2 separate regions of the Homo sapiens genome follow, and region 2 is linked to region 1. A link is an interaction called in ENCODE POLR2A ChIA-PET data of the cell type or tissue named here. Cell type or tissue: PC-9. All regions are shown on one strand. Region 1 has its middle 24 kb from the start of LINC02744. Region 2 overlaps NECTIN1 (nectin cell adhesion molecule 1).

Region 1 (2,500 bases):
TGGGGTTGCTTCCAGCTGGGGGTATTACAAATAAACTCGCTATGAACATTCATGTATGAGTCTTTATGTAGACATATGTTTTCGCGTCTCTCGGGTAAATATTGAGCAGTGGAATCGTTAGGTCTTAAGAGAAGTGTTATGTTTAACATTTTAAGAATGGGCCTATTTTGCCAAAGTGGTTTTTGCACCATTTTCTGCTCCCTCCAGCAATGTAGGAGAGTCCACCTAAAGGAGCCATGCAGGACGTACACAGTGCTCCCCATCCTTGCCAACATTTGTAATTTCATTCTTTAAAATTTTAGCCCATCTAATGAGTGGGTAGTGGCATCTAATTGTACTTTTAATTTGCATTTCCCTGATGACTAAAGATGTTGAACGTCTTTTCATGTACTTATTGGCCATTTGTATATCTTTTTGTGCATCATAGCATCTTAATACCAACTCTCCCAACTTCTAAGAGTCAATAGAAGATTATACAGAAAATTAATACACAGTCTAGCAAGTCAGTTCTATGAAAAGGACTGATAAAAAGCTGCCAGAGAGCTCACATCCAATCTCTGAGCTGAATGTGGAATGCTGGGATTCTGTCATTTTTTCCAGAACTAGGCAGCTGGGGAAAGTGACAGGCAGGATTCAGACCTGTTCGTGTGATGCAAATGGTTCAGGGTGTGGCTGGAGGCTGCCTCCCCTGCAGGCCAGGTACCTGTGGGGTGGAGGCTTGATAGAGTGGCAGACCTGGAGATGCATCTCCTTTCATTAGGTTTGCTTGCTCCTGGGTATAAGTTCTGAGCCTGCCTGGGTATAAGCCTTTCTCCTGGGTATAAGTTCTGAACCTGCCTAAGTCCACTGAAGCCAACTTTGCCCTTGGCAGCAGACTCAGTATAAAACAGGTCCTGACCTTCTGTCTCCCCATTGTGGTGGGAGTGGGGCTGAGGTACACAAACATGCCCAGATCTCTCTGCTGACTGTGGCCCCATGCAGCGGGGAAGTGGGAGAAGAGGGCGCATGAACTGATGGTTGGACCAAGTTGAGCGAGGTTTCTGCCGTTGGGTGTGGAGACATAACCTTGACATCACTCAGCCTGCCGGCATCATGGCTTTAACTCAGTCTGCATGACCTGTTTGACCTGAACTGATCAGCTCCAGCAATTGACCAGTCTGCTGCATCTGAAAACTGCTTTGATTGATTTTTTTTCAATGACTAGGACTTTTGTCTGACTGCATCAATGAAAGTGAAATTTGGCTTCAGGAAGACTCAACTTAAGTGTGGAATGTCTTGTTCCCTTTGTCAGATTGGCTTATCTTCTACTCCAAGAGCTCACAGATTTGTCATACGCGTCAAAGTGCTGGAGTCTTCTGCCACTAATTGGCTGTATTCTCAACATGACACAATCAAAACGGTGTTGGTTTTGGGATGTTCTGAAACCTAGGCTTAGTCACAGTTCTGTCTATAAGCTGTGTGACCTTGGGCAAGTCACTCTTTAGACCTCAGCTTCCTCTGTAACATGAGGGCAGTAAAATTTACCCGACGGTATTGTTTTGATGATTAAATTTGACAACGGACGTAAGATTGAGGTGTGCTTGTCATTTTTAATGGCACTGGGTTTCAAGCCTCTGTCTCTGAAAATGGAGTAGGCTGGACTGGGTCACCTCCCAGGCCTCAGCCTTCTCATTCCTGTATGACTCTGGGGAACAGAGCTATGTTTTTATCCAAATCACAGAGTAACTTTTCTTCACAGCATGCTACTGAGTCTCAAGAGGGGAGGACACACTATGGTATGTAACCCCCAAAATCCAGATTTCTATAAGTAAGAAGAAATTTGAGCCTTAATGATAGCCAATTTAACACCTACAAAGTGCTACCCCTGGGCTAAACTACTTTCTTCTTCCTGCCACCTCTTCAGGCAGCAGCAACATCAAATGGATCTATTTGCTCAAGCAAATCCCCTATCAAGACAAAGGCAAGTCTTGGATTCAGTGGTTGCCTCTGTCACAAGGAAGTACCTTGTGGTGCCTCAGTTTCCCTTTCATATCAGGAATTCTTCAGGCCTTGCTCATTCCCTCCCAGGTGGCAGAGCTGTGAGTTATCCTCTCCAGTGCCCTCTGAAGCCCTCCAATGGGAGTTGGCAGGATGAGTGGCAAGAATTATTAATTAGTGAAAATATGTGTAATCACATAATTGGAGTGTATAATTGATGCTTCACTGCTGCAGGCAGAAATGGAGGGATGCAGAGATGAAAGCCAGGAAGAAGGAGGCTGCCATAGATCCCAACTGCTGTAAATGCAGGAGAAATGCAAAGAGTTTAGCACTCCTGGTACCCTGCAAAACGTGGATGGAATAAAGGTCATGTGCTGGGGAACAAAACAGCACAAATAAACAGCGGATGAACAGGACCTTAGTACTCGTAGCCGACACAAATAAAGCTGCTTTCCCCAGGAGACCGCTTTGTGCCCACATTTTGAGGCTGCTGTGTATTTCTCTCTCTCTCTCTTTTTTTTTT
Region 2 (2,500 bases), 320 kb after region 1:
CTTGGGAGCCTTTGCCAACTAGTGCCTGGGGCAGCATGTCAGGCAGGGCAGGGCCTGGGCCTGGGCAGGTGTGGTCCCCAGCTACCTGTCTGGGCACTAGTTGGATCCACATTGAGAGCTCTGCCATGCCAAAACCCCGGTTTTTGCTCTTTCTTTTCCCCTTCCCTGTCCCTGGTAAGGAGCTGGGAGAAGACTCAGGCTGGGCAGGACACCGAGGGCTTCAGCCTCTGCAGCCCATCCTGCCTGTCCTCTGGGGAAATCACTCTTCAGAATTTGTTGAGAACTTATAATGTGCACACCAGTGATTAGGCACTGCCTGCCTAGAAAGCTGGAATCTGGTCTTAAGAGAGGGTTCCAGTTGAGGAGACAGAAAACCAAGGGGCAGTGTCAGTCTGAAAGGGAGCACAGTGGACCACAACCAGAAGACTCAGGTTCGGGTTCTGGATCCACCACCCTTTAGCTACACAACTTGGCAAATTTCTCAACCACTGGGCCTCAGTTTCTCCCTCTGTAAAATGGGACTATCAGTCCTTGCTCCAGAAGATGGAAGTGAAAAATAGGAGATTCTGAGTGCCTGGTAGATAGAAGGTATTCAGCCAATAGTGGTGGAAATAAAATAACTTGCTGCCAGAATTCTGGGAAGCAGGAAGCACAGATACTGACCACCAGTATTTATTTTTAGGGTTGCGGGAGCCTACGAAGGAGAGGGGCTGAGCCTTATAAAAACTTGGGCACATAATCTGTCTAATCACTTTGAAGATGAAAAGTTGCTGTGAAATGCCAACCGTGCTGATGGGACCAGGGCTGGAGCAGAGATGAAGAGACACAGCAGGGCCAATTGTGCAAAAAATAAAATGCATATTTTTTTAATTGCTTGAGTTCACATCTCATAAAAGAAAAAATAATAAAGCGCAAGCCCTTGCATTTCCCTACCCCCCTCTCTCGGCTGTGAGTCAAGAACCAGTTCCCACCAGTCTTTCTGGGGTTCAAAGCGTCTCCCCGCCCTAATCCTCACCTCGACCTCCCCGCCCCCCACATCTATTGTGGGTGAGAGGGCCTTTCCCTGAGCTGCTCGCAGGCTGCCCCTCCCAGGCCCGGCCTCTGCCCGCTGCAGCGGGCAGCACACAGAGTGGGCAGGCCTCATAGGAGGCGGGGAGGGGGCTGGAGAGACAGGATGCCCTCCCTCCTCCCCTGCCAGGTCTCCTGTTGATCTTAGTGCATTGTGCAGGTGACATCGCGCGGCTATCTCACTATTCTCAGGCCTCAGCATTGGTTCTTCCCTAGACAATGTGGCAAGATGCCTTCCAGCCTCGCCCCATCCGCCCCTATGCCGCCTGCAGTCCTGCTTTCCGGGGCCTGCCTGAGCCTGTAACCCAGGAGAGGTGGAGGCCTTGGGCCAAAGACCCACTGAGCCAACCCTGTGCAATTCCCACCCTGGGGAACCCACCCTTTCCTGGTTCCTGCCAGCCCTGGTCCCTGTGTCCTCAGAAATGGGACAGACCTCCTGCCCCTTTCTCTTGCCCCCAACACCCAGCCCTGACTCACCTCCCTCATTTCCCACTCAAGCTGTGTCTCTGGGACATGTCAGGACAGGGCACCTGATTCTGGTCCTACAGGCTCAGGCTCTGCCCGCTCTCAGTGGGGGTGGGGCAGCTGGGGAGGATTTGCTTTGACCTGCTTCTTCAGCTTCCCTCCCTCCTCCAACCCCACCCCAGGGGGCGGGCGGGGTTGAACTCCAGAACACCTCCTGATTGCACTGACAAGAGGCCCACTCTGCTCTTCGATGCTGAAGTCTAGCTGGGGGTAGGGTGCTGCCCATCCTCACCTTACTCTAGGCAGCCTGAGTCGCTGAGCACTGTGCGGGGGACACCAACCTGCCCTCCAAAGACAGACTTTTACCTTTGGGCTGGGTTCAGTGGCTCACGCCTGTAATCCTAACACTTTGGGAAGCTGAGGCAGGTGGTAATCACTTTAGGCCAGGAGTTCAAGACCAACCTAGGCAAGACCCCCAACTCTACCAAAAATTTAAAAATTAAAATATATGTATAGACTTACCCAGACACCTTCACCCACCAGGACTGTAAGGCTGTGCCTTGTTGCCTCTTCCTCACCCCTTTGGCACCAAGAGTGTAGAAGAAGGGTCAAGAGACTTGGATTCTTTTTGGCTTTTCAATTAGTTTATTATATAACCTCATGTAAGACACCTCACTTTTCTGGGTCTTAATTTCAACATCTACAAAATAGGTAGCACCTTCCTCTTGATTATTCCAGGATCCAGGACCCTCCTGGTAAAGGGGGCTGGAGGAGCGTGATGGGATCAGCACTTGCAAACCAACCTGGGGAGCAAAGGGGGGTGCTCCCACTTCCCACTGGAGGCATGAATTGAATGCGGCCCCCACATATGCAGCCCATCAGCCTTTCTCTTACAGAGAATCTCATTTTGGTAAATAAGCATGGCCCTCACCAGGGATTCTGGTCCTTCTTTGATCACTCAGCTTCC

What was found. Peaks named below come from ENCODE experiments on the same cell type or tissue, not always from the same donor. Only the 100,000 strongest peaks of a DNase experiment are listed, where the experiment ranks them.
Region 2: POLR2A ChIA-PET joins it to region 1 with 5 read pairs; 2 of 35 experiments call an interaction of 5 or more read pairs at or near these places.

What each region holds. Positions count from the first base shown.
Region 1 is chr11:120,017,871-120,020,370 of GRCh38, reverse strand. No RefSeq gene overlaps it. Among named protein-coding and RNA genes, the nearest start is that of LINC02744, 24 kb to the right of the region's middle. In PC-9, no CTCF peak of the experiment used is centred here; no DNase peak of the experiment used is centred here; H3K27me3 peaks cover 2,500 bases.
Region 2 is chr11:119,695,648-119,698,147 of GRCh38, reverse strand. All of the region lies in intron 1 of NECTIN1 (nectin cell adhesion molecule 1), which reads left to right. Among named protein-coding and RNA genes, the nearest start is that of NECTIN1-AS1, 13 kb to the left of the region's middle. RefSeq lists an enhancer at 1,262-1,887. In PC-9, no CTCF peak of the experiment used is centred here; DNase peaks (open chromatin) are centred at 1,157 and 1,627; H3K4me3 peaks cover 1,602 bases; H3K27ac peaks cover 2,500 bases.